Linked DNA regions of Homo sapiens: region 1 is linked to region 2. A link is a loop called in an ENCODE intact Hi-C map of the cell type or tissue named here. Cell type or tissue: GM12878. All regions are shown on one strand.

Evidence for each region. Hi-C counts contacts between places; a loop is a spot of excess contacts. Peaks named below come from ENCODE experiments on the same cell type or tissue, not always from the same donor. Only the 100,000 strongest peaks of a DNase experiment are listed, where the experiment ranks them.
Region 1: a loop joins it to region 2, with 5 times the contacts of the local background. A loop is called at or near these places in 1 of 110 quality-filtered maps.

The regions. Positions count from the first base shown.
Region 1 is chr9:134,857,304-134,859,803 of GRCh38, forward strand. All of the region lies in intron 1 of LOC101448202 (a long non-coding RNA gene), which reads right to left. Among named protein-coding and RNA genes, the nearest start is that of MIR3689F, 7.7 kb to the left of the region's middle. RefSeq lists enhancers at 541-690, 981-1,270. In GM12878, a CTCF peak has its summit at 1,330 (motif pointing left); a DNase peak (open chromatin) is centred at 1,128; H3K4me3 peaks cover 649 bases; H3K27ac peaks cover 1,961 bases.
Region 2 is chr9:134,986,336-134,988,835 of GRCh38, forward strand. No RefSeq gene overlaps it. Among named protein-coding and RNA genes, the nearest start is that of FCN1, 70 kb to the left of the region's middle. In GM12878, no CTCF peak of the experiment used is centred here; no DNase peak of the experiment used is centred here.

The sequences.
Region 1 (2,500 bases), 130 kb before region 2:
GGAATGCACAGTTGAGACAGCATCATAAGAAATGTCCTGGCGGAAGGGACGTAAACGCATTATGTGTAGATAATAAGAGTGTTCCCCATTTGGTCATAGGGTGGATGAATAGTGAAAGACAGTGCAGGAAATCAGGCGTGGCCTGGAATATGGATCGTGGCTTTGAACCCTTTACAAGGCTTACACTGTGTTCAGGAGCAGTGGACACACATCCAGGGACAGGGTTTGAGGACAGGAGATGGATGTAATCACAGCTTGGCTTTAAAAATGTGCCCATTAATGATAGACTGGATAAAGAAAATGTGGCACATATACACCATGGAATACTATGCAGCCATAAAAAAGGATGAGTTCATGTCCTTTGCAGGGACATGGATGAAGCTGGAAACCATCATTCTCAACAAACTAACACAAAAACAGAAAACCAAACATCACATGTTCTTATTCATAAGTGGGAGCTGAACAATGAGAACACATGGGCACAGGGAGGGGAACATCACATGCTGGGGCTTGTCGAGGGGTGGGGGTCAAGGGGAGGGAGAGCCTTAGGAGAAATACCTAACGTAGATGGTGGGTTGACGGGTGCAGCAACCACCATGGCACGTGTATACCTATTTAACAAACCTGCACATTCTGCACATGTACCCCAGAACTTAAAGTATAATGAAAAAAAAAAAATGTGCACCTGGCATTTGGTGTGGAAGGTAGACCCAGGAGGCACAGAGGCGGCTTCAGCAGTCTAGAGAAATAGTAAGAACATGGGGGAAAGCATAGACGACAGTCACCCTGCTCACTGCCACCCCACTTGGTGCAGGAGGGGACCCCAGGCCACCTATACAGTCAACACCTTCCACGCTGGCTCCCACCACTCCTCACCCCATCTTCTGCTCTCTGACACCCTGGCCCCCTTCCTGTGTCTCAGATCCGCCAAGACTTTTTCCTTTATGTAAGACTTTACCCCAAATATTGCATATCTGACTCATGTTTTTCAGTTCTTGACTCAAATGTCACCTTTTCAGAGAGCTTTTGTGGAACTAAAAGTTAAAAAAAAACAACAACTCACGCCTCAGACTTCTAGCATCTGACAGTTGAGAGAAGCTTACATTAGATTAACTCTCCTGTGAACAAAAATACTCTGGAAAACCTACGAAAATACAACTATTGGAAGGCAATGCAGAGTCACGATGAGGCTGAGGACTTGCTGCCAGAGATTGAGGCGACCGGAGTGGCTGGGACTGGGGTGAGAAATTCTGAAAACGAGGGAGTCATGTGGGGAAGCCCCAGCATCTGCTGACAGAACGTGTTCATAGCCTTGCCTGCCTCCTGGTGTCAACATGCAGAGATGTGGCCTCCCTCCTGGCACCTTCTCTCCTCACCAAAGTGCCATGGGCAAGACTCACAGAGAAACAGTGAGCCCCTCAGAACTGGTAGCTAAAAGCCCATGGCAGGCTGCCCGGATTCCCTGGCCCTTAGTCACCTGGATTCCAAAATACCAAATTGACATAGACTCCAATGAACCTGCTGGGGAGAAGCTGCTGGAAGGCTGGCACGGCTGAGCAGAGATTCCAGCGGCTCCCCAGGGCTGAGGAGACAACTGGAGTTCAAGCCCCACACTTTAATGAATTTGGCAAATCAGGCTTTCCATTGAGACCCAATGCTTAAGCATTATATAAGCACCATATTCCAGAACTAAAGCTTTTACCTTAGGATTAAGGACAACACAGAAGCCTTCTAACAAAGTCTAAAGCCAAGCATCCACATAATCAAAAGTGATCTTCCAGCAACTTGCCTGCCTGCTGGCACAAAGCTCAGCTTTGTCTGAGAGAGGGTACAGAATTCAGAATTCTATGACATAGCATTCACGATGCTTTGCACAGAATCAAGACTTACTAGACATGGAAGTGAAGAAGGAAAATGTAATCCATAATCAAAAGGAAAAAAAAATCAATGGAAATGAATGAATGAGTGTTCAGACGCTGAAATTTGCAAATTATTTAAATAAGTAGAATAAATATGTTAATTTGTATGCAAGAAAATTTAGATGTAATGAGTGGAGAAATGGAGGATTTCAAAAGAGATACAGAAATCTAATGACAAGCAAAGTATAAATATTAAAAGTAAAAATTTTGATATGTAAAATTAAACATTTATCAGATGGGGAATATAAGGAAGGATCAGGGAATACAAAGAAGTGTTGATAGATGTAGAAAGTAAAAAAGTTCCTCTTCAAAGTTTCCCTTCTTATTAAAGAATAAATCATAAGTATTAGAAATAATAGTTTCTTTTAAAGACTAGCTTTATGCTAGACATGCTCACAGGCATGTAGTACATTCTATGTCCTTGTACTTTAACCAAAATATCTGTGCTGGAAGTGCTCACAGGCATGTCCCAGCTCGCAGCCCATGCCCCTTCCTTATTTGGAAATGTTATTACTTTTCTAAGTCCTTTCATAAGCAAATTCCTCTTTTCCTTTGTCTTTCCATTACTTTTACCTATTTAA
Region 2 (2,500 bases):
GGAAACAACAGGTGCTGGAGAGGATGTGGAGAAATAGGAACACTTTTACACTGTTGATGGGACTCTAAACTAGTTCAACCATTGTGGAAGACAGTGTGGCGATTCCTCGAGGATCTAGAACTAGAAATACCATTTGACCCAGCCATCCCATTACTGGGTATATACCCAAATGACTATAAATCATGCTGCTATAAAGACACATGCACACGTACGTTTATTGCAGCACTATTCACAATAGCAAAGACTTGGAACCAGCCCAAATGTCCATCAATGATAGACTGGATTAAGAAAATGTGGCACATGTACACCATGGAATACTATGCAGCCATAAAAAAGGATGAGTTCATGTCCTTTATAGGGACATGGATGAAGCTCAAAACCATCATTCAGAGCAAACTATCACAAGGACAGAACACCAAACACCACATGTTCTCACTCATAGGTGGGAATTGAACAATGAGAACACTTGGACGCAGGGTGGGGAACATCATACACCACGGCCTGTCATGGAGTGGGGGCAGGGGAGAGGGATAGCATTAGGAGATACACCTAATGTAAATGATGAGTTAATGGGTGCAGCACACCAACATGGCACATGTATACATATGTAACAAACCTGCATGTTGTGCACATGTACCCTAGAACTTAAAGTATTTTTAAAAAAAGGAAAAAAAAAAAAAAGAACCCAGACCATGTGGAGGACATGAGCCAAGCTAAGAGCTGGTGCTAACCACCACTCAGATGAGTGAGGTCATCTGGACCATCTGGCACCAGGAAACTGCCAGATGTCTGCAACTGTAGGAGTAGCCCCAGCCAAGGCCAGCAGAAGAGCCATTTGCTGAGCCCAGCCCAAATGCCAACCCACAGTCACAAGAGCATGAAACGGTAGTTGTTTCAAAGCCTGGTGTGAAAGCCACCTCTTCCCTGAAGCTTCCCTTGACTTCCCCTCCACACACACTTTCCTCCTTTCCTCAACTCCTGTACTTTTGAATAAGCACCCCATTATTTACTAGTTGATTCTTTCTCGTCTTTGTTGTCTTCTTTGTAGTTGTTGCTGTTTAGTGGGCAAACATTCTACTTTCACAACTAGATTGTGAATGATCCAGGATTGGGAATTTAGACAGAGTGAAAACTCAGTAAGTAGTTGTTTGCTCTAAATATGGAGACCCCCTTAGTGAAGGGAAAGGGTTGGACAATTTGCATTACTGGAATTCCAAGGCCGCCGTCCCAGCAGTGAGAAGTAACTCACTCGGGTGCCTTGGCACATAGCTTAGTGTGCAGGGACTCCAACTGAGCGGTGAGACGTGGGTGGCATCCTGGGTTTTCATCCAGCTTCCTGCTATGGAGGGGCACCAATTGGTATTTCTCCCAGCTATCAATACGGATTATTCCAGGACTTTGCTTCTAAAATGGCATTGCAACCTCTTAATCAAATAATGCCTGAGGAGCATCGACAAATAATGCCCTTGCTGGCAGAGCAATTGCAAAATGACAGAAGAAGTTAGGGAAGAAGTGATAGAACAAGGCTCCCCAGAAAAGACCAAGGTGACTTGTGTGAAGGGTCACCTGGCTCAGAAATACAGGGAGACTCTTGGGGGTCCCTGCTTTCTCTGCAGTGGGCAGGGAGCAGGGGTCATCTCCTCCTTGAGTAGTGACGGGGGAGCAGCCTGAACCCTTGGCCTTCCCCACCCTGGGAATGGCAGGTGAGAAGCCACCTGGCCTTGGCATGTGTGCAGGTCACGTGAGAGCAGAGGCATATGCAGGTGCCCAGGACACATCTGGCCTCTTCTCTGCCACTGCCTGGAGAGGATGTGGGCCGTGAGAGCAGCACTGACCTTGCTTCTGCCCCCACCCTCCCTGCTTTCTCCATTCTCTTCCCACCAAAGCCCGGGATATTCTCTGTCAATCTCCACCAGCAGTGGCGTCGCTCTGGTCTGTCAGGATCTGGGCTAGCTGCACTCAGCCGGAAGCCACAACTTTTCCACGTGGAAATTGGGATTTTCTGTGATGTGGCCCCATTCTCTGGTTTTGGCCTTCCTAGTGACAAGCTGGCTGAAATGGCGCCTGGTCCTTTACCCCACGGGGAAGGGCAGACCCAAAGCCAACTTCCCTCCATCTGCCCCCAGTAGGAGGGGGGTCCCCCGAGCTGGGGCTCAGTAGCCGCCTTCCCCAGCCTCTGCTGTGGCCTCCAGACACCCAAGCAGGCCCCCCACCCACCTGATTCAGAGAGATGGGAGCAACGGGGCCGCCTCCCTCCCGGGAGCTTGTGTTGGGATATGTTTGGGCCCAGGGATCAGAGACCTGGGTACTACGTTAGTCTGTTTTTGCCTTGATGTTATGAAATGCCTGGGGCTGGGTGATTGATAAAGAAGAGAGGTGTAGTTGGCTCACACTTCTGCAGGCTATACAAGCGTGGCACTGGTACCTGCTCAGCTTCTGGAGAGGCCTCAGGGAGCTGTTATTCAAGGTGGAAGGCAAGGCAGGGGCAGGCACGTCACAC